2 separate regions of the Mus musculus genome follow, and region 2 is linked to region 1. Evidence: chromatin loops called from intact Hi-C (ENCODE). Cell type or tissue: heart. All regions are shown on one strand. Each heading gives the region's core, and the rest is flanking DNA. Links, peaks and the distances in the headings are about the cores only. Region 1 holds the start of Fibcd1 (fibrinogen C domain containing 1). Region 2 overlaps Abl1 (c-abl oncogene 1, non-receptor tyrosine kinase).

Evidence for each region. A loop is a pair of places that touch in the nucleus more often than their neighbours do. Peaks named below come from ENCODE experiments on the same cell type or tissue, not always from the same donor. Only the 100,000 strongest peaks of a DNase experiment are listed, where the experiment ranks them.
Region 2: it touches region 1 in a loop (2.2-fold over the local background); 2 of 42 quality-filtered maps call a loop at or near these places.

What each region holds. Positions count from the first base shown.
Region 1 is chr2:31,841,460-31,853,235 of GRCm38, reverse strand. Fibcd1 (fibrinogen C domain containing 1) reads left to right here and starts at 7,231. Exons shown (of 7, transcript NM_178887.4): 1 at 7,231-7,525. The coding sequence starts at 7,454. In heart, for the core only: a CTCF peak has its summit at 5,180 (motif pointing right); no DNase peak of the experiment used is centred there; H3K4me3 peaks cover 99 bases; H3K27ac peaks cover 148 bases; H3K27me3 peaks cover 1,377 bases.
Region 2 is chr2:31,781,201-31,792,976 of GRCm38, reverse strand. It overlaps Abl1 (c-abl oncogene 1, non-receptor tyrosine kinase), which reads right to left. Exons shown (of 11, transcript NM_009594.4): 4 at 8,198-8,470; 5 at 2,622-2,706; 6 at 2,138-2,315; 7 at 555-739. Among named protein-coding and RNA genes, the nearest start is that of Qrfp, 23 kb to the left of the region's middle. In heart, for the core only: a CTCF peak has its summit at 5,758 (motif pointing left); a DNase peak (open chromatin) is centred at 5,722.

The sequences.
Region 1 (11,776 bases), core at 3,633-6,132:
TAGCATGCAGCACTCACCTAGCATGCAGCACTCACCTAGCATGTAGCACTCACCTAGCATGCAGCACTCACCTAGCATGTAGCACTCACCTAGCATGCAGCACTCACCTAGCATGCAGCACGCCTTGGGTTCCATCCCCACCTCCACACAAAACAGGAACATTAGGCATGGGGAGGTTGAGGCAGGTAAAGGAGAAAAATCCATTCTCAACTGCACAGCGAGTTGAAGGCTAGCAGGGGCTACAGGAAGCTGTGTCCAAGAAATAAAAAGCAAGATGAACCAAGAACAGGAGTAACATTGAAGAGAATGTGACCAAGCAGGAGTCCAAGGTGACCTGCATGCTGACTGGCATGGTGGACACGACTCCTCATAAGATCTACAGATTTGGAAGGGTGGGGCGGGGGGGGGGGAGATGGCTCAGCACGTAAGAGGTTGGGCTGCTCCTGCAGAGGACCAGGGTTCAATTCCCAGCACCCACTTGGAGACTGGCTACCATCTGTAACTCCAGTCCCAGATCTCATGTGCTCTTTTGGTCTCTGCCAGCACTGCACACACATGCTAGCAAAACACCCATACACTTGAAATAAAAATAAATAAATCTTAAAAAAAGAAGAAAAAAAAAAGACCTGCACATTTGGAGTTGGGGAAGTGGCGCTTACTGAGCAATGTGCTTGCAAGCATGAAGACCTGAGTTTGAGCCTTGGAACTTACATAGAAACCCGGGAGAGATGGTGTGCGCCTGTAATCACACTGGGGAGGGAGGCAGAGATGGCAGCAGCCCTGGACCAGGGGTCAGGAGCTGCTCAATGGGATAGCCTTCAGGCCTAAGCAGGAAACAGTGTGGTAACTGAGCCTTTCTAGACTCAGTTTCCCCTTGCACCTCACTCTTCTGGGGTCTTGGGGCAGGTACCATACAGTAAGCACCTGAGGGGTTAGTGCAAGGCAGGCAACCTGTTTCTTCATTGAGGGAGCAAAGGGCTCCCCGCGGCTCCCTGGCCAGCCACTCTATCCTGAACGGTGGGCTTCAGGTCCAAGTGAGGACTGTCACAGAACACAAGGTAGATGAAGCTCGAGCAAGGGCACTGGAGACTGGCCTTTGGTACCTGCTTTCCTCCCCAGGACTCAAGAAAAGGCAAGAAGAGAAAAGTGACCCCACAAAGCTGCCCTCTGACCTCCACGTAGGCTCTGTAGCACTGGTGTCTGCCTCGCCCCATTCCCCAGTACTTATAAATTAAATTAAACAATTCGAAGTGAGGACTCTGGAGTCTGGCAGGAGAGCTTGAATTCTCACCATGTTTTTTAAAAATGAGCAGCTGACCTCCATGGGTTCCCCACCCCCCACACCCCCGCATCTCCTCCTGTCACGTGGCAATACGGAGGGCACTCAGAGGTCAGTTACAGGGTAGACACTTAAACAAGCTGGCCTGGGACACCCCAGTTGCTTCCTGTCCCGCTGGCTTGGGTTTTCTGCCTAGTGGTAGACTCTCTGCATCTGGGGTTCCCCGCTCCCCTCTTCTCCTTTTTCCTGACTTATTTTTGCCCAGCCTCAGGGGTGCCAGGGTCTTGAGAAGCACATGGCCTCCACAGAGTCGTCTCCACCCTCCCTCCAGGGTGCTCCTCTCTGTTTTCTCCCAACCCTCCATTGGACAGGTCCTCACTCCCCTTGGGTTTCTTGAGTCTCTTGTGCTCCACTCTCTCCTTCCCAGTGAGTGTGTGTGCGTGTGTGCATGCATGTGTGTGTGTGCACACGCGTGCACTATGAGCACATGTATGTGTATATTTGCATGCCACAGCACTTGTATGTATCATCGCCCACCTCTTTTTTGTAAAGATAAAGACTTCAAGGACCCTGAAGCTTGCCACTTTGGTAACACTGTCTGGCCCCAAGTGCCAGGAATCCTGTTTCTGCACCCCAGTGCTAGGAGATACAGATGTGCTGCACCCCGCTTTTATGTGGGTGCTGGGATCCTCATGTTCGCAGAGCAAGCACTTTACCCAGTGAACCATGTCCATCTCCCCAGCCCAGTGAACCTCCAATTTCGACAACTAAATGGCCCATCAGACTGCTCTGTCCAATAAAACCTAGCTTTCTATCTGAGAGAAACTCTGCTGAAATGTTTAAAATGACATATCTCCTTCATGCCCTGTATTTACTGAGTGCTATCCTCTGAGTATATCTCAGAGGATCTGGGCAAAGTGCTAGGGACACAGGGATGGACAGTGCAGGTGCCATTTATGAAAGGGCAGTACTGTCCAGCTCCCGGCACCAGCGCTGGCCGTCACAGCTCAGCTTTGGCGCATGCTCCTCCAGTAATGTAACATAGGACGGACTAACCTCAAGAGTCGAAGGACGCTGACCAGTGAACTTGAGGCATGGACATACAGCAGCTCTCTCTCTCTCTCTCTCTCTCTCTCTCTCTCACACACACACACACACACACACACACATTATACACATACTTGGTCTCTGCTAATTCTTGCCTCTGATGGCAGCCTCTGGCTTGTCATCATGTTGACAAAGCAAAAGTAAAAAAAAAAAAAAAAAAAGAAAGAAAGAAAGAAATCCATCCCGTCACTCGGACTCCCCCACCCTTGCCCAGCTTGGCAGCCCCCACCCACCCCCGCCTTTGTATTATGAGTTTGTGTCAAGGTATGTTGGATTCTAAATTAAATGTCAGCCCACTGTACATTTCTGGCTCCAGTGCAGAAAATGAGGCGCTGGCGCTGGAGCCCATCCAGTTGTTCAGCTCTCCGCGTCTCACCAAGAGGGTGACAAGCCCACTGAATCACTGCACAGCACCTTCCCATGCCAAGGGGAGCCAGGATGAATTTATTTTTAATGATAAATGTGACTGTCAGAAGTGAGTCGAAACCGCTTTACCAGAAGAGTGAAGTGCCCCGGGCGGTGAACGGGGAGAGGTGGGTGGACAAGGGCCAGAGGTCTTGACCTCCTGGCCCACTGCCTCCAGGTCTCCGGAGACAGGCAGGAGACAGGCACATTTGACATGCAGCCCACGTTCCGGAGCTCTGCTGCATTCAATGCTCTCTGGGAATATCAGAGCCCAGCAAGGCTGAGACTCTTGTGCTCCAGCAGAGCACAGCCCAGGATTCAAATTCTGGATCTACCAGCTACTGTGTGATCTTGGCCAAGGTATTGAGCCTCTCTGATCTTCAGTTGCCTTGTCTTTATTTTTTTTTTTTAATTAGGTATTTTCCTCGTTTACATTTCCAATGCTATCCCAAAAGTCCCCCATACCCACCCCCCTAATCCCCTACCCACCCACTCCCCCTTTTTGGCCCTGGCGTTCCCCTGTACTGGGGCATATAAAGTTTGCAAGTCCAAAGGGCCTCTCTTTCCAGTGATGGCTGACTAGGCCATCTTTTGATACATATGCAGCTAGAGACAAGAGCTCCGGGGTACTGGTTAGTTCATATTGTTGTTCCACTTATAGGGTTGCAGATCCCTTTAGCTCCTTGGGTACTTTCTCTAGCTCCTCCATTGGGGGCCGTGTGACCCATCCAATAGCTGACTGTGAGCATCCACTTCTGTGTTTGCTAGGCCCCGGCATAGTCTCACAAGAGACAGCTATGTCTGGGTCCTTACAGCAAAATCTTGCTAGTGTATGCAATGGTGTCAGCGTTTGGAAGCTGATTATGGGATGGATCCCTGGATATGGCAATCACTAGATGGTCCATCCTTTCGTCACAGCTCCAAATTTTGTCTCTTGCCTTGTCTTTAAAACGGGCATATTGCCACAATTCACAGGTCTTTGGAGAGTAGACCTGAGTGAAATCTGTTCATACTGACAATGAATAATGTTCCACATGTGAGAAACGATGGGCCTTACTAGACGACGACTTGGCATTAACCACATGGTTTTAGATTGTTGGGTAAATTATTTAACTATATTTCTGACTCTGCTTCACATCCTTGAATGAGACTAGCGATAGCTCTGATCTGTTGGGGTAGCTGGTGCCCCATGCAGGACTGTATGGAAGGGTGATGCTCCACAGATGGCGACCACTGAGGCTAGTCCAGAGGCATGTTGTTACTCCAGGCCCCCAGCTACTCTCCTCTTTGTCTCTCTTCACTTCTGTCCTCACCATCTATCCAGTACCCCTCCCAGTGAAGACAGCCAGCAGCTATGACTCCCCCACGGCACTGCAGTGAGGACCCCTGGGGAGGACAGCTACCTTGGGCCAGCTGACATCTTGCGATTGATGGATCCATGTTCAGAAGGAAGGGCAGGACCTGGCCAGACCCTCTCTCTAGAATCTCAACTAAAATTTCCAGACTGAAACTGCCTGATAGTTGGAGTTCTCACGCTCAGGGGACTTGGGGAAGGGAGGAGGAGGAGCAAGAGGCGGAGGAGGAGGAGGAGGAGGAGGAGGAGGGGGAGGGGGAGGGGAGGGGGAGGGGGAGGGGAGGGGGAGGGGGAGGGGGAGGAGGACAGCCACCACCACCACCCTGAATACATGGTGAGCCAGAGAGGTGGGATCAGAGTGCCAGAGAGTTCTGGATTAAGTCTTTGGTTTTGTTTTTTTGTTTTGTTTTGTTTTGTTTTGTTTTGTTTTGTTTTTCGAGATGGGGTTTCTTTGCAGCCCTGGCTGTCCTGGAGACCAGGCTGGCCTTGAACTCAGAAATCTGCCTGCCTCTGCCTCCCAAGTGCTGGGATTAAAGGCGTGCGCCACCACACCCAGCTGGATTAAGTCTTTGTAGTTCAGGAGTCCTGGGTTCCGTGAAGCCCTGCCTGGTCCCTGAGCTGGCTAAAAGGCTGCATCTGCAGAGGCCAGCATGCTTAGCTCAGCCATACTTGTCCCTGTCACTTGGCCCCTATCAGCCTGGCAAGAAGTCACAGCACACAGGCACAGTGTTGGTCTGCTCTGCTCTGTGGCTCCTCCCAGGAGCTTCTCCTGCATCCGTGCATCCCGTTCACACCTCCCCATGGGGCTGATGGGCCTGTGTACACTAGGGGCTGGTGCTGTGTACAGGGGCTGAGTGTGCTCCTGCCAACCCAGGGCCACCACTGATCGTCCTAGTGTCAACTGAGCTGAGAGCACAGCTGTGGCAGAGTGGAGATAGGGCAAGGCCACCCCTATCTGCACTCCAGCAGACAGGAGAACTGGGGACTCTTGCTGAGTTGGTGACAGGTCCCAGCAGCAAACACTGCTGGGAGGAGCCACTAGGTGGCCCCCGCTTACCTGTCCTTCCTCAGACCCAGAAGCAGAATGTCCTGAAGGCGCCCATGCACACCTGCGTGTGTCTCCCATTCAGAGTTTGGCCTCCCTTGTCTTAACCATCAAAGTGGCGTCCCCTGAACCAAGTATCACCATCCTAAACAGGCTGACAGCTCTCCGTGTACACCCAGGGACCTTTGGACCACATCTCCAGACCAGGACTGCCCAGGGTGATTTTTAGTGTACACCTTGCCTAGCTCTTCCCGGGGAACTGCAGAATCAGACTTGGGATCCTTAATTAATGCTTGCTTCTTATTTATTTATTTATTTATTTATTTATTTATTTATTTATTTATTTATTTATTTATTTATCTATATGAGTACACTGTAGCTGTCTTCAGACATATACCAGAAATGTGCATCAGATCTCATTACAGCTGGTTGTGAGCCACCATGTGATTGCTGGGAGTTGAACTCAGGACTTCTGGAAGAGCAGCCAGGGCTCTTAACTGCTGAGCTACCTCTCCATCCCTAATGCCTGCTTCTTGTGAGGGCGCTGGGAAGCCTTCGTCCATTTCCATCCTTGCTTGCTCAATGAGGAAACAGGTTCCGAGAGAGCAGAAGCCTGCCTGCGTTTATAGCGGGAAGTATGAACCCCAGCTAACACTAACCCCTCAGATGCTTATGTATGGTGCCTGCCTCTGAACCCCGGAAGAGAGAGCCCTTCAGAGTGAGGTGCTGTTAACCCTTTGGATACAAGGGGAACCTGAGTCAAGAGAGGTTCAGTGGCCAGTAATCACAGTTTCCTGCTTAGGCCTGAAGGATCTCTGGGTCACCTACAACCCTCTTAAGTGATGAGGGAGCATGGGGGAGGGGTGTGTGCAGGGCGACACATGTTCATCCTCTAGGATGTGGGCTTCTGACCCCAGCCTGGGGTGACTGGGCAGTAAGTAACTCCGGCAGCTTACTGTCCGGAAGCCGGGCTGGGACCGCGGGAGACCCCAGCCACCCGGAACACTGGAAGTGCAGACTGTGGGATCCAGTTTCTGGCTGGTGACAGTCTGGAAGGGCACGTGGCCACAGTGCCTAGCTTCAGCTGTGGTCCCGGGACCACTCTGTCTGTGTTAGGCTCGGGCCCCACCCTCGCAAAGCCTGCCCCACGCTTGCCAGGCACCTAGAGGGACGAGAAGAGGGACGTAGACGAAGATGAGGCAACAGACTGGAAACCGGTGGGAGAGAGACGACGCCGGTGCCAGGGAACAGCAAGGCGGCCAGAGCGCCCCGAAGCCGGAAAACAGCTTTAAGAAATAGCGGGGGGCCCAGGCGTCTCTGCGGAGCTGGGGGGAAGGGCGGCTGGCGGGGCTCGGCGTGGGGCGCGTGGGAGCCACGCGGTCGGAGTCACAACAGCAGCTCGTTAACCGCGCAGATTAAGGACTTTGTCAATTACCTCCGAAGGCTGCTCGGGCGGATTAAACGCTTTAAAAAGTGTTGCTAGTGGGAGGGACGACTGAGAAGCCCCCACTGGTGGCTCAGATCCCTCCTCCCGCGGTTGGGATAGCTCCAGGCCGGCTTGGGGGGGGCGGGGCGGAGCGAGGTGTTGTTCGGGACTCCGGGTGGGCAGATGCCATAGGGGCCAGCCTGGCTGCGGAGTCGGGGACTCCAGCACCAGGCCACAGGGCTGGAGATTAGCGGGCCACGCGCACACTTGCCCCGGGACTGGAACCTCGGAGCCCCGAAAGGGTCACACGGTCTCTGCCTAGCCCCTTCCTAGGGACTTAGACGAGTCCCACCCGAGAGGAAGTTTGCGCGGGGCGCCGCAGGGCGCGCAGGTTCCTCGAGGAGCCCGTGGCTGTCGTCACGCTCGCTGCTGCTGAATAGTCCTCCTCACCCCCCAGCGACCGGGCTAGAGCGGGAGTCACTCTTAGAGCCCTCGGGGGGCGCGCGCGCGTGCTCGGGAAGCCGCGGGGAGCAATAAAAGGCCCTGAGGGTCCGAGACGAAGACGCGGAGACTGAGCCGGGAGGAAGAGGGCGGAGCGCGCGGGAGGCGCGGGAGCGGGACGCGGGGACGGCGCGGCGCGGGCGGCTCTCGGAGGCTCGCGCCCGCGCTCCCAGCAATCACACGCGCTCACACGCAGCCTAGCTGGCGGCCGCCGCTCCCGGGCCACCCCGGATCCCCGGCACCGAGGGGACCTCCTGCGAGTGCAACGCACCCTGTGCACCCCTCGCCTCCTTTGCACTCGCCCTTGCCCCGCAACCCCGCTGGTCTTGCTGGAAGATGGTCCACGAGCGGTGGAAGACCGTGGGCAGCGCGTCCCAACTTGAGGACCGACCGCGCGACAAACCGCAGGTACCCACGGGCGCGGGGACGGGTGTGGGGGCTGGAGTTTGGTGAGCTTGTGCAGAGCTTAGTGGGAGCACCTGCTCTCCTCCTCCCCTCAGCGGAGTCTTGAACTCTGGGCTCCCTGCAGAAGGCACCCGCTGCAGCCAGTCCCCACCCCCACCGGAGACCCCTGTGCTTGCTTGTGCAGAGGGAAGAGAAGACCTATAGTTGGTTGTGGATCAGCCCTTCAGTTGGGGACAGCCAACAGATGACCGCGCGCAGAGTCCCGTTCGCCCACAGCCTCAATGGGGGTCCTCCTCACTTGAAATTCCTTAACCTGTGCCAGGCGCCCCGCACATCTTTCCAGGCTTCAAGAACAGGACCGGCCCCCCAGATCCGCCCTCTTTACCTAGGCGCCCAAATTCAATTGGGGAACAGTAAATATTAATCTCCTATAAGAAGCCTAGGCACTGTGATTCTCTGACTTTCAGGAGAGCAAGGCTCAGAGAGGTCCCGCTGCAGCCCGAGGCCACGAAGCCCTACAGGGATTTGAACCTGGGTCTGGCTGATCCTCTCTCCCTACTGCCTCTGCAGGGACAGTGAAGTGTCCCGGCTTGGAGGATGCCCAGGGCTGTGCACTGCACCAGCTGGGACAGAACAGGGAGGGGCTGCTGAGGTACTGGGCATCCGGAGTCGGAAGCAGAGGGGTGGCCGCAGGACTGCCCCAGGCTGGGCCATCAAGGGACTGGCATAGACAAGCGAATTGAGGAGGCCGTTTGCCAAGGAGAGCAGATAATGGGGCTGCCCGTTTTAAATTTTAAATTTCTCCCAGACAGATGTCACTGGGGAAGGAACAGTGAGAGTTTGCAACCAGAGAAGGAGGAGGTGGCAGGGGTGGGCGTGGCCACTCCTCACTAATCAAAGCTGCAACCTGCCTTTCTTTCCGAGTAACACTGGTCTGGTAAGGGGACCGGCTAGCTTGTTTGCAAAGCTGGCTCTTCACTAGTATACACTTCCCATATCCCAGATGAAGATCAGGGAGGTTGAATATGCCCAAGCCACACAGCATGTGGGCCAGAGAGCAGGGACTCTACTTTTCTAACCTCAGACTGGTTCCATTGCCTCCCTGGGTGGTCTGTCCCCCTTCTTAACTCTTCCAGTCTTCACTGTGTCCCCAGGTGGCAGGGCCCTTCCTGCTGAGATCTTAAAGGAGCAGTGGAAACTTCAAGGCTACCCCAACCTGGTCCAGTCTTCCTTCCTTTTGGTATCTTAAAGATCCTGACTGCTATTTGCCTCCCTGGGCCGGATCCCACGTCCAGACATGTGCTTTCTCATTTGATTGACACCACCAGGCCTCCAAACACTGCACACCCAGGGACACCCTACCTGTTCTACAGAGGGTAGGAAAGAGGCTGCTCCCTCTTGGAGGCCTCCCTGGTTGCCTGGGGTAGGGCTCTTAGTCCAGGCAATTTCATTGTTTTTTAAATTGTGCCCCTAGCTCTAGTTCCCTGGGGCCACAAGTTCCCCCATTGCCCCCTGCCATTGCCTTTTCCAGAAGCCCAGCTGAGGTAAGGGCCATTGCTGAGGTCAGATGCTTGAAACTTCGCCAAGAGGAGCATGGGAGAGGAGGGATGGGGATTTCTGGGGAGTCTGCTAGAAATGGGGCTTCAAGGTGTCATGGGCCAGGTATGGCCTCCTGGACTCTGCTGCCCCTGGGAACCAGCTCCCAGCTGCACCAGGTAGAGCCCAGCTGGGCCTATGCTGGGTATGGGGGTATTAGTCACCCCTTCCATCCTCCGTGCCCGCTGTGTGTTGTTGTGGTCACAGGAGGCAGGGATGGGAGGGAGAGAGGTGTGCCTCAGCACCCCTGGGGCCTTCTTCCTTGTTTTCTTGTCATATTGTGGTCCCTGACATGCTTGTGTTCCTTGCTGGTGCATCTGTGAGAGGGACCAACCCTTCCCTCTTCTTCCTCACACCCCCTGAGCTGCCGAGGAAGACCAGTGAGCTTCTGGTGTATTTGTAAACCTCGGCGTGCCACGCACCCACACAGGCTGGTTCTCCCTGCCACAGCTCCTCTCTTTGCTCCCAGGGTGGGATAAGTGCAGTCTCTTCCCACTGGAAGGAGACTGCTCCAGCACCAGGCTAGCTCACACCCTTGCCTGTCATGTCTTGGTCACACCACCCTAAGAGACTGCAGATATAACAGATGAGGCGGCTGGGGCTAGGCTCTCTGGTAGGGGGACCAAACCTGTGAGCTCTGGAAGCAGATGGGGCAAAGGGGAAGGGACAGAGGGAGGGGGGCACCCTGTTCTTCCTGAACCGGCTGCTTCCAGAGCTTGGTCACTTAGCCAGGCCTGAGCGTAGCATAGGTTTTCACCCTTCCTCCCGGGCAGGTATGGCTGCTCCTGGGAATCTCCTTGGGCCTGCTCTTCCTGGCTGTTTCAGAACTGTCTCCTCATTGGATGGATGACCTTGGCCAAGTGGCTGATTCCAACTTCATTAGGGTATCATTCCTACCCCCTGTACAGGAAGGGTCTTGTGGACCTTTGGGCAGGAAGACGAGGTCTAGTCAGGTGTTCAAATATAAGACTCTAGAACTACACATGGGCTTCCCCTGGGATCTCTGTAAGGTGTCACCCTGGACCATCTCCTTGGAGGGAGTGGTGACTTCTTGCTGAGCGGATCCCAAGCCAGCCTCCGGCAGTCAACCTCTCAAGCATGCTTAAGCCTGTGCTTCAGTTATTTCAAAACTGGAGATGATGGAGCTGGCGTGGTGGCGCACGCCTTTAATCCCAGCACTTGGGAGGCAGAGGCAGGTGGATTTCTGAGTTCGAGGCCAGCCTGGTCTACAAAGTGAGTTCCAGGGCAGCCAGGGCTACACAGAGAAACCCTGTCTCGGAAAAAAAAAAAAAAACCCCAAAACCAAAAACCAAACCAAAACCAAAACCAAAACAAAAAACAAAAAACAAAAAACAAAAAACAAAACTGGAGATGTCTCAGAAAGCTACTGTGGGAAGTCCTTCCTGGGGGCCAGCTTTAATCCTTGTCCCATTACTTCACTTCATGGCTATTTGTGGAGACCCTATATCATACCAGGAGATGCAGCCCAGGAGATGCAGCCTAGGCCTCAGGGAACATAAAATAGCCTGGGGACCAACCTACAAGTCAGGAACTGCCACAGGCCATGTGGATACCACACAGGGAAGTCTTCTCTTTCTTCCCATTTATGAGATTATGAGAAGTCATCATTGGATTTGGTATAGAAGGGAAGAGACCACCGGAGGCACCCCCTCTTCAGTTGTCTCTTGAGTCAGCATGGCCTGTCTGAGGCTCCCAGGCCTGGCAGAGATGACCATGGAGAGTCACATAGAGCTATGTCAGGGGAAGGAGCAGCAGACACGGGGAAGGGTGTAAGGGGCAAGTGTCCTGTCTTGCTCTGTGTTCAGGCCACTGGTGACACTGGTTTTGAAGCAGGTGATAGAGATGTGGCCAGGTTGGGGTGCAGAGCTAAGGCTCTCGTGAACCATGTGGAGGAGGGGCAGGATCTGGGGGGCCCTTCACAGACACCTGTGGAAACCCTTTGCCAGCAGAGAGAGAGAGCCAAGCCACAGGATCCCCTGGAGTGACAGTGTGAGTATCTTAGAGACCCTAGGGGTCACCCATGCTGCAGCAGCATCATTTCTGTCACCTTGGGCACCTTCAGTGGCTGCTCCTAGAACCTTCCAGAAAGCCAGAGCTCCCCAGATCTCCAGTGCACAGTCAGCAGCACCATTCTGCCCTAAGCACAGCTTCAGCCTTTGGCTGAGGCTCCCAGAGGGGAAGACAGAGTGGCCCTCCAGACACCCCGCCTCCCTGGCCCACAGGAGACATCCTTGTTCCGACTGACAGCCAAGATGAGGCTCTCTGTCTCGGACCTGTGGGGCTTGCCCACCAGGGAAAGCAAGCAAGCAGGAGGGGGCGCGTGCCATATGGGGGATGGGGGTTATCCGGACCCCTAGGTATTGAACCTCGTCCTCCAGATTCCAAGTTCTCAAGGGCTGATGGCTTCAAGATACAGTCTGGACAAATGTTGCCTCCCAACAGAGGTGTTCTGGGAGGCTTCTGCCTCCTTCCTCAGACAAACCCCACTTAGCTTTCCTTTGGACAATGGCTTAATTTTTTTCATTTGTATTTCTTTTGTGTAGGGGGGGGCGGGGGGGTTCACCTGTCACAGCATGTGTGTAAAGGTTCGAAAGACAACTTTTGGGCGCCAGCTTCCCTTTCCTCCTTTGCATGGGC
Region 2 (11,776 bases), core at 4,656-7,155, 61 kb after region 1:
GTAGGCGGGGCACAGGGCTCACTACTCAACTCCACCTTCTTTGGTCACCCTTGGCATGAGAAGTTCTTAAAGATGGACATTGTGGTGCACACCTTTAGTCCCAGCACCTGATTTGAAATCCCAGCAACCACACGGTGGCTCACAACCACCTGTAATGAAATCTGACGCCCTCTTCTGGTGCGTCTGAAGACTGCTACAGTGTACTTATGTATAATAATAAATAAATCTTTGGCCCAGAGTGAGCAGGGACTGAGCGAGCAGAGTTGACTGGAGCAAGTGGGGCCGACTGGAGCAAGCAGAGGTCCTAAAATCCAATTCCCAACAATCACATGAAGGCTCACAACCATCTGTACAGTATAATGTACTCACATACATAAAATAAATAAATAAATCTTTAAAAAAAGAAAAAAAGGAGGAAGCAGGAGTTTAAACTAAGCCAGAAATGAACCAGAAAGAGGGCATAGTGGTGGAGGAGAGACGAGGTATAGCAGTAAAGAGCCTGCGAAGCAGAAGGGGAAGCCCCTGGCCATGACTGCCCAGGACCTGGACCTTACCCCACACGTCCGACTTGATGGAGAACTTGTTGTAGGCCAGGCTCTCAGGTGCGGTCCATTTGATGGGGAATTTGGCTCCAGCATGGGCCGTGTAGGTGTCCCCTGTCATCAACCTGCTCAGGCCAAAATCAGCCACCTTCACCAAGTGGTTTTCCCCTACCAGGCAGTTCCGGGCAGCAAGGTCTCTGAGGAAGAAAAAGGGTCATCTGTGGGTGCTCCTGGCTGACTCCCTAGGTGTGTAGCTCCCCTACTATTGACAGGTATGACGCTGACAAAAGAAGACCAAGTGTAGTCCCCAGAAGCTTTCAAATACCCTGCTGTGGAGCAACAGTTCCTCAGCAAATACCAGTCGGGCTACAGCAGCAACACCACAAGCAGACAGGGTGGCAATGGGGGCAGGTCCTGTCCCATGACCTGGAGTTGTTAATTACCTCACATATAAAATGACGACAGTAACAGGGTGTGCCTTGGGCAGCTGTATGTGATATCCCTACTTTCTTCTTGCTTCCTGATGTTGACTCAAGTGTTTGAGAAACTCTCCCATATAATCACCTCCTGAATCTTCACGGGAGGAAGGGTCTAATCTTTGGTTCATGGCTGTTAACCATGAAGTCCTGAGGTAACTGGGAACCAAGGAATGAGAGTATGAGGCAGCTCAGGGCAACGACTGCGTGATACAGCTTGATCACCAGCAATGAGAGAAAAATTAAACACACAAGAGTTGTGCCTAATAGGATTTTTGGTAAGGCATTTTTAGTATGTGAATGGAGGGGGAACGGAGCTGGCCATGCAAGGCGAGCCAGAAGTCAGGAAATCTCAATTTGCAGCATCAGAGGCTACACTTTGCTGAGCGACAGGAGCATTTGGATTGGGCTCTCGTGGAGCAGAAAAAGATCTGTCTTCCGAGGGGCTGCCAGCATTTCATACACGCTACTTATTCCTGGCTATGAAATCTCATGTTGAGGTTTCACACTTGAGTTAATTGGGTAGGAAAGGTCACCACAGTGGCGTGGAGAACATCTTGCATGACGGAGTTGGGCCAAGCCCATCAGGCTCCCTCCTGCACAGGTTGTCACTCTGCTAGGAAGCCACTTCCACCAGCAAAGCATGCAAACCCAGATAATTGTGGCACACTTGAAGGTCAAAACACTCTGGGTTTTAAAAACAGCAACCGGCTTGCATGTATATAATTCTCCAGCCATGGAAACATCCCTAAACCCGGTGACAGCTGGTAGGCAAGGAAACACAAAGAAAAGGAGGAAAAGCCACACAATGAAGCTAAGCCCAGGCAGAGAGAGGCTTTACCGAGTGAGTGCTGGCCTCAGGAATGCTCGGTTTCAGAGGGAACCAAGACTATCAGGAAGAAGGCCTTTTACGAATTTCATTTAATATTCAACTAAATCCGAAGTGGCTCAGAAATGAAACACTTCTTTCCCCAGGGATTAGCTGCTCCACTGGCCCAGGCCTTGAAGCATTTAGTCCCGCAAGCAGCGCTTACGTCAGGCACTTGTGTCTGCCAGGACCAAGGCTGGGGCTGAGCCCTAAGACCGCACAGCTGGGTCCTCTGCTTTACCCAGCCCTACCTGTGGATGAAGTTCTTCTTCTCCAAGTACTCCATGGCTGATGAGATCTGTGTGGCCATGTAGAGCAGTACCACGGCGCTCACCTCCTGCCGGTTACACTCCCTCAGGTAGTCCAGCAGGTTCCCATAGGTCATGAACTCAGTGATTATGTAGAATGGTGGTTCCCGGGTACACACCCCTGACAACAGACACAGAGGCTTCAGCATGTGGCTCAGGGAAAGGAGCCCTAGGAAAGTCTGGCACTAAAAGGGGTCCTGGCCTGGTAGGAGGGCTCAGTGGATAAAAGCACTTGCCACGCAGGCCTGACCCCAGACCCCACATGAAGAACTGAGCAGACAAAGCATGGTTAGTCTGACCTCCCCACACGCCCTGAAACACTCAGTTCTCTTTTATCAGGAAGGGGTGCCCACTCAGCCAGACATTTGGAGCAGAGCCCTGCAGAGCCAGCAGTGGCGGCTCCTCTTCTGAGTCCGTGCTTGGTTACCTAGCAGCTGCACCAGGTTAGGGTGTTTGATCTCCTTCATCACCGCCGCTTCCTTCAGGAACTCCTCCACCTCCATGGTGTCCTCCTGCAGAAGGGAAGTTCAGATGCATGAGATCTGTTTAGCAAGGAAGTGCCTAGGAGGGAAGACAGCTTCAAGGGCTAAGGCAGTGACAACCTCCCCTCAGTCTAGGCCACTGCCTCTGATGAGCACTGGATACACTGCCCTTGAGAGGCTCAAGGAGTCTTGTCCTGGTGATGTGAAGACTCCTGTGGGGCAAATTCTCACCCAGGGCTCATGTTGTGAACAGCTGCCCCCAAGCTGACGGAGCAATTGTGGGAGGCTGTGGAACCCTCAGGAGCTAGGGCTTGCTTGGGAGGAGTTCTCATTACAGGCAGGTCTCGAAAGGTCAGACCCAGTCTCTGGTTCTCTTCCTGGGCTACAATCATGGGAACAACTGTGTCACACACTCCTGCCACCAAAGAACAGCCGCTCTGCCATGCTTTCTGCAGTGGTGGACTGAAAGCTTTGACACCATGAGCCAAGTTGGATCTTTTCTCCCTTCAGATGTTCCTGTCAGGTATCCTGTCTGGCCCAGTGAGTCAATGGGCCATAGGTCAGAGTGGCCTGGTATTGCTGTGGACCTTCTGTGGGGTCTTAGAACTATTTTTACAAGTACTGTTTGCTTCCTGACCCAACACCCTTAACATTAAAAGAGGAAACAGTGTGAAGAATCTGAAATGCAGCTGGCTTGAGAGATCCACTTTCCAGAGTGCCTCACAGGTCAGATAGACCCTGAGCTACTTAGTTATGCACTGCCATGAGCACCTAATGAAGCAATCATCACTGACTAGGGGGTCAATCACCCAGATTCTAAATCAGTCTTACCAGCAGCTCTCTGAGCACGCAGAGAACCATCTGTGTAGGTCACACAACACAGGGCCAGAGATGGACCCTTTCCAGGCTGAGTCTGAAGGGCTGTGGTCTGTACTCCTCGGCCTCCTTAAACCTAAGCCACTGTTGCTTTGAATCAACTCCCACAAGCAGGAAGCAGCAACAGTGAGTGGCAGGGTCTCCCTAGCTGCAAGAACAAGGCTCTGGAGGCAAGGACAGTAGGCCACATGTGGTGTCTGCAGGGAGTCTGCCTGTGTGGTACGGAAGAGGTTTCATGAAAATCAGCTTCCCTGGGCAGAGAGCCTCATCAGACCTCATGCTAAGTGTGCTTTTGTTCTTGGTGCTTTTCCGCTTTGGTCAGCCACAATGAGAAGCAAATCACGACCAGAGCCAGCGTGATGACGTGTTATCACCAAACATGGGTTCTAAAAGACTATGGAGATGCTGTCTACTGTTCTTTAACAGCATGGGCTGCTCTCATGTACCACAGCATGCGGCTGCTGCTGCCCAGCTGTGCGGAGGACATTCATCCCATGCCGCCCACCACTGGCTGCTGGGCTCTTCAAGTCTCTTCTGTTCCTCAGCTTCCCAAAAGCGAGTCTGGCTCTAGTGTGCAGCACTCTGAAGTACCCGGTGACACACCATGGATACCTGCCAGAGCCAGGAGCCAATGCTGCACAATACAACTGGCTTTGACACAACTGCTCTCCAGTGATACTGTCTAACATCTAAACCTTTCTGTTCTATAGCAGTGCACCTCACAGGCTCATCATCAGAAATCTCAGCTGTTGTGGAGCCACGTACCCTGATCCAGAAGACCAATGATCTCAAGGCAGAATTATTTAAAAGCATCTTCTTGCTTTGACTGCAGATCCCCACCGCCTCTCACACATGTACTCACACCCTGTGCAATCATTCCTTCCTGTCTATCTGCATGTCTGTCTCCATCACACACACACACACACACACACACACACACACACACACACATCGCCTATGGGGCAATTGTGGGGTCTTTTTCCTTTCACAAAAAAGTGTGAGTTTGTCTCCCCCTGCTGGAATTAGACATGATTCAATTAATCATTTAAACTGTAACCTAATGTTTTTAAATATCGAAATTTAAAAGACAAACTAAAAGACCAGGGAGCTGGAGAGGTGGCTCAGCAGTTAAGAGCACTGACTGCTCCTCCAGAGGTTCTGAGTTCAATTCCCTGCAGCCACATGGTGGCTCACAGCCTTCTGTAATGGGATCTGATGGCCTCTTCTATCATGCAGGTAAGAGCACTCATAATATACAAACAAATCTTTAAAAAACAAAAACAGCCGGGCATGGTGGCGCACACCTTTAATCCCAGCACTCAGGAGGCAGAGGCAGGCAGATTTCTGAGTTTGAGGCCAGTCTGGTCTACAAAGTGAGTTCCAAGACAGCCAGGGCTATACAGAGAAACCCTGTCTCGAAAAAACAAAACAAAACAAAACAAAACACACAAAAAAACCCCAAACAAGCTCCTCGTTGTAATCTGTGAGGTCCTGAGGTCCCTCTGCTTATTTTTTAACTCATGGCGTCCTTCTGAAGACATTTTCCTTTTACACAGTCAAACAGAACTGTGAAGGCTCAGGTGGAAGAAACACTGGGAGGATTTTCCTTTCTCTCCTTAGTCCTCGTGCTTATGCTTGTCGGGAAAAGAAGGCTCAACCGCTCCCTTCACGGGGCCTGCATGGCTCCATCCTTGTGGGAGACAGCAGGAACTTTGAGTCAGTGCTATAGGGAGGCTAAGAGGATGGCTTGTCAGTTATGCTGACCTGGCTTTGCTGCTGTGTGAGACCCTGGCAACTTAATGACCTACAACCCTCACCCCACTCTTCTGTGAATCTTTCTTTTCTTCTGTCTTTCCTTTTATAGGCAAGGGCTCACGTGATGACCTCAAACTCCTGCTCCCCCTGCCTCCACCCTCCAAGAGATGAGATTCCAGCTGTAGACCATGCTAGTGATCAAATCCCAGGCTCTGTGCATACTAGACAAGTACTGTGAGCCAGGCCACATCCTCAGCCTCTAGACTTGTTTTCAGTGACTGGCCAGCAGGGATTGGGGACACACTCCAATTGCAGTGGCTGTTACCTCTGGCCGTAGGGATGGAACAAGCACATGGCTCTTTTGGAAGGTTTTCTAATGAATACTGTCTTCTCACGGGCACTGGGAAGCGAGTGCCTTACACAAGCAGGCCATGCGCCCCCTGCTGGCTAAGGATGGGAGGAAGCAATGCTCTGGGAGGTCGTTGAAGGCCAGCAGGACTCTCTTGAGAGGAGTTTCACAGCAAGGGGAGTCCACGAAGCAGTCTTTCTAAACCTGTGGGTTGCAATCCCTTTGGAGTCACATATCAAATATCCTGCATATCAGATATTTACACTTTATAACAATAGCGAAATTACAGCTTTGAAGTAGCAATGAAGTAACTGTATATGGGGTCACCACAGCGTGAGGAACTGTGTTGAGGACTGCAGCATTAGGAAGGCTGAGAACCACTGACACACAGGATGTGGAGGAAGGTTTTCCTAAGGGGCAGAACTGAGGCTTATGTTTATTTTCATGGGGTCTGAGAGGTAAGACTGTAAAGGAGGGAGATGGTGAAGAGCTGGGCTTGGGAGCTGGGTGCCTGGGTTTGAGTCCTGGTTCAGGGCTCCAGCACCCACAGCTTTAGTGCCGATGCCTTAGTGCTCGCGCGTCTCTCAGTACCACGAGTGAAGGAGCTGCTGTATCGACCTGTACATCGCACACTCAGAGCACTAGGCTACACTAACTCAGCAACTGACCATTTCTGTAAGTTGTGTGGTTCTCAACTCTGCCAAGGAGGTCAAGAGCCAAAATCCTTTACGCCTCTCACTGAGAAATGGATAGCAGACGGCAGAGCCTCACTCCTGCAGGGCTAGGCCGCGTGGGGGCAGTTTATTTAGCAAGCTGCATGTGTGTGTGTTGAGTTAACACACCTCCAGAGTGAGTGCCCTGCCCTGTTCTGGTCAGGTGCCATGCAGGATTACCTACGTACCCACCCAACAGACCCTAGTGCTCTTTACCAACCATGGTGCATACACTAAGGAGGTTCTCAGAAACTTGCTGAGGTCTTAAGAGAAAACACCAGAACAGATCCTCCTCTGGAGGACTTCCTGCTATGCACAGCTGCAGCACTGCCCGTCAATGGGGCCTTCCAGCTGTGTAACCCCCACCTTCTTTAATGTCCTGATTTTTACATATATTTGTTTGTGCTGTGTGAAGAGTGTGTGTCATGGCACACGTGTGGTGGGAATCAGATCTCTCTTACCATGTGGGTTAAGAGAGCCCTGGAGGTGTCAGGCTCAGACTTTACCTACTGAGTGGCCTTGCTGCCCTCTCTTGAAGGGTTTCAAACAATCCTCCCCTCCTTGCTGAATCTTAGACGCCCAATGCTTTCCAAAGTCTGGCTGTGTTTGTAAATCCCTGTCAGCAGCACCTCGCCCTCCAAGCACTGCGGCCTGGTGTACAGGGGATCAGCAGCACTTTAACCCTCTGCTCTGCTAAACTCATGGCACCCTGAGTGCCTACCTCTCAGTGGCTCCTCCTCCTCCTCCTCAGTTAGGGCTTCCTAGTGTCTCTCCTGACCTCTGCCCTTCCTCACAGCAGTGCTTCACACCGTTCTATCCAGTGCAGTCAACACTGGCTCCTCCCCGCACAGGAGAGCCTGGCACCACCCTGACCCCCTATGCTGCCATCATCAGGGATTTGTCCATGTCTGTCCAATGTGGGCACCCAGGACTGAGCCTGTTTGGCAAACACATGTGAAGAACTCATGACATTTTAAAAAGCTGAATTTGGAAAATGCCCAAGAGTCCCCCAGGCAATCCCCCCTCTGCCCCTCTCCTCCCCCTGCGCTGCTCTGCCACGGAGCCAAAGGAAGGAAAATGCTCAATATGATGACTGGAAGCTGCTTTTCATTCTGTAATGCAGCCTTGCTCTAAACAGTTATTATGGCAATTAAAAGTCCCAGCCTCTATTTTCCTGTCTCTTATTGGCAGAGCCGGGGCTGACAGATGTATTGGACGGCTGAGCTGAGACACAAGTACACAGTCAGTGGAGAGCAGGTTATCAGAGTCCATCCAAGACATGCGCAAGCAAGCAATATAGTGCAACACTAGGGGGCACTCTCATCACAGGAACAAGCTCGGATCATGTATCTTCAAGGAGGAACATGAACCACCTGCAAACACGACACGTGGGTCAACAGTGGAGAAGTGTGTGGCCCTGTGATTCAAGGAAGGCCACAGCCTAGTGACACGCAGGACTTGCTTCTGTTTGCATGTGAGAGAACCAAAGCACGCCAGGACGCCACACACCTGCCTTTCCTATCAGCCCACAGAAGTCCACATGGGACTCGGCTCAGGATTCTCCTCCAGTTCAGCCTCTGTGCCTCCTTCTCTCAGCTCCCACAGGGATGCAGCCTCCATGTCACCCAACAAGAACAGAAGGCAGGCTTTGAAAGAGCACAGCTACAGAACAAGTGTCCTCTAATAACTAGCCTTTCCCGATCCTCAGCACTGGGCAGTGCTCACCATCTGCAAAGCCACAGATGGAAGACACTCAGCCTCACACAGAGCCAATGCCGAGGAGGCCTGAGGCGCTGCCGAGCCACAGCAGACACACCCCCTTACCCACCTTCAAGGTCTTCACGGCCACAGTGAGGCTGTACTTCTTCCAAACGCCCTCGTACACCTCCCCGTACTGGCCTCCACCCAACTTGTGCTTCATGGTGATGTCGGTGCGCTCCATTTCCCACTTGTCGTAGTTGGGGGACACACCGTAGATAGTGGGCTTGTTGCGCTTGGGAGCTGGGTAGTGGAGTGTGGTGATGAGGCCATCAGCCACCGTGGAGTGATGGTGAACTAACTCAGCCAGAGTGTTGAAGCGGCTCTCGGAGGACACGTACAGCTGAGGAAGAAGAGGGAACAGTCCTTATTCACAGAGCTAAACCCTAGGGGGAAAGAAAGGCTTTACACACTGTTTAGAGTCTCCTGTAGCAGCTTCTTCTAGCAGGGGTAGAACTCAAAAGCCCCAGGGCATAGATAGTGCTAAACCCTACCCAGCATTCCCCTCCTTAATCTCCAATTTATTACTTTTAATTAATTTTTAAATGATTTTTGTTTTATGAGTATGGTAATCACATGCATGCATGTGCACCATGCGCATGCCTGGTGCTCTTGGAGGCCAGGATAAGTAACTAGAGTTACAGAGAGTGGTGTGAGCCATCATGTGGGTGCTGGGATTAGAACTGGGAGTCTCTGGAAGAGCAGTAGCCAGTGCTCTTAATCTTAACCCTGTAGAGACATCTTTCTAGTCCCTACCCTCCAATTAAATGTTTTCCCTCAGTGTCCAGTATGAGGCTACCACCAGGGTGGAGGACAGTGTGGCTCCATACCCAGCCACGTTTCGGTCAGCACCTTGCAGGCCAGGAGCCAGCATAGCCTTTTCCAACATGGGACACAGGAAGATGAGGTAGGAGTACTTTCAGGCTTCTCTGAGCTACAGCACTGGGGCAGCAGTGGCAGAAAGCACTCCATGGGAGTGCAGCCACCTTTGTTCCCTCCTGCTGCTGCTGCTGCTGCTGCTGCTGCTGCTGCTGCTGCTGCTGCTGCTGCTGCGCTATGGGAAAGAACTGCTCCATGCACATCTACACAGACAGCTGGGCTCTGGGCACAGCAAGCACTAAACCTGACTTGCCCCAGCAGCAAATTCACAGTGGGGGCTGTGGGGGTGCTGGACTCTGTGAGAGCTGATACTTGGTAAGACAGGGTCAGGCTGTGACTACAAAGGTGACATCTGGATAGCACAGAGGGAGGCAGGAGGAAGCCCAAGATATACATAGGCTGTATATTATGCTGGGCACCGCTGTCTGACGGCCGGTATGCATGGCCTCCAGGCAGCAGTGTGGTGTGCTGGGGAAGCTTTAAATGGTGTGGTCTCAGGAGCGGTTAAGGCCTTCCTGGGAGTCCAGAGTTCTCCTGCTCCAGAGTACAAGGGGGGGTTACAAAGGGGTCAGCCCGGCCCTTCTGTCCCTCTCCAATGAGAAGCCTGTTCCTGTCCTCATCAGCTGACTGACTACTACACTAATCCACTGCTCCTGGGCCAAGGACCTGTACCACGCTGCTTCAATTTTCAGTTTTCCCCACCAAGAGCTAAATAAAACTGTTTCTGTGAATTAGCTGCTTCGGGTTATTTCACTGTGGCAATCAAATACAGACACAATTATTTTCTATGGCTTACAAAGGAGATAACCACAAGGGGGTAGCAAGCTCCCTTCTCTGCTTGTCCAGAAGATATACACACATTTTTTTTAAACTCAGGCAAGCCAAATTTGAATCTATAATTCTACTAAAATAAAAGTCCAGGACAACCAAGCTTTGCCTAGACGTGTTCCTCACCCTTGTGTGACAACTGTGGTCTCTGTGTGAGAAGCTGCCTCTGAGCACAGAACCCTCCAGGCTGAAGAAGCCCCTCTCACCTCAGAGCACCTAGAGAGGCTGTATGAACCGTTCTGGAGCCACAGGAAGTTAGACTAGGACATGAGCTGGTGAAGGAAGGGGTGAGGTGGCCCCACCATAAACTTGAGACCCACACAATGTTGCCCACAGCCCTCCCCTCAATGCTGATCGCAGACACAGTGTACTCTGTACAGTTTCGGGGGACAGCTCCCCATCTCTGCCACTCCCCAGAGAGCTATAACTGAGCTCATTCTCCAACCTAAAATTTACATGGCATCATTCAATATTACAGCCGGCTGCCCTCAGGTACACTGTGGCTCCATCCCGGCCATGTTCCTAGAGTCACACGTCCACTCTGGCGGCTGCCTTCTGCCTGCTCTAGTTTTTTGAGCAGAACTTCAGTGATAATCAGGATGAGCAAGGGGATTTCACGGTGTGTTCAGAGAAGCAGGGGAAGCTAGTACCCTACGGGACTTGTTCTGTGCCATGCTTGCTCCACAAGCATACAGCATGGCCATCCAGGGCTCTGCCTCTTCCTGTTCATGAAGAAACCCCCATACCGACTCTCCTTGGTGCCAAGCCATGGGCACATGCCATCTGTGCTTAAGAACTGAACCCAGGTCTTCCGAGCTGTTCACAGACCCTCTCGGAACCCTTTTGTTCCCACCCTGTTGCAGCTCCTTCCTCAAGAATGGCGACAGCACCGTTCCCTCCCAGGGAAGGCAAAGCCCAGTTAACCTAGAGGCCCTGGGGCCAACTCTTCCTGCCTGGGCTCCATTCGGTTAATTCCAGCCTATTGCTTCTCACCATGAGAACAATGGACTCTGTGGAAACTTCAAGAAAAGGAAAGGCTTTGAGGCTCTTGGGAGCCGGGAATACACGGCTGTGGCTGCAGGAGTAGGAACGAAAGGCAAGAGAGGCAGAGTCACCCAGGAGGAAGCCCTGCCCAAACGGCCTCAGAAAAGCACAGAACACCTCAAGAGGGAAACGGGAGTCATGAGGACAGAACAGAGATCCCTTGGGCCTTCAGAAGGATCTTCTGTACCCACTTGTTGGTTGAGGATTGGCTGATTTTGAAATAAAATATAAGCATTATCAGTCCCAGTCTGTGCCTCCCACTGTTTTTAAATGTTCTCTTAAGTAATCAGAGGATTGCATCGAAGCAAAGCTATGTGGGGAGCATTCTTCAGCATTGAGCCCCACTATCCCACCCAGAGCTGTGGTACCTCCCAAATCCTGACGCATATCTCCCACTCTAGGGACACGATTCCACCCAATACAGCTTCCTTGTATATACTCTCTACAGATAGAAGCCTCATCAAGGGCTGAGAAGTCTCCAAAAGCTCTGAATGCTTCAACAGTTGATAGAACCTTGTCCAGGAAGGGGCAGAGAGCAAGCTGCTCGATGAGCTGCTGGCCATGGGAGAGGCCTCTCCACACTGAGACACATACCAGCCTTTAGACAGAGGGATCTCAACACTTCCCACTCTGAGCAGTACTTAGCCTAAGCACAAGCTACAGAGCTGCCTCTTATATCCACCTGGCTGCACTGTTCTGAGACTGGTGACTAAAGGATTCTGGGGACAAGACAGCAATGTTTGCTCAGTGTGGACCTCAGTGATTATCCTAAAACAGCCTGGCTGGCTATGTTAAAAAGAAAGCAGATGGGAGCAAGCTGTCCGCTCCAGGGGAAAAGGCACTTTGTAGCCTGAGGGCTCTTTCAAAGGGCCACCACCCCAGAGTCTACTCCCCAGCA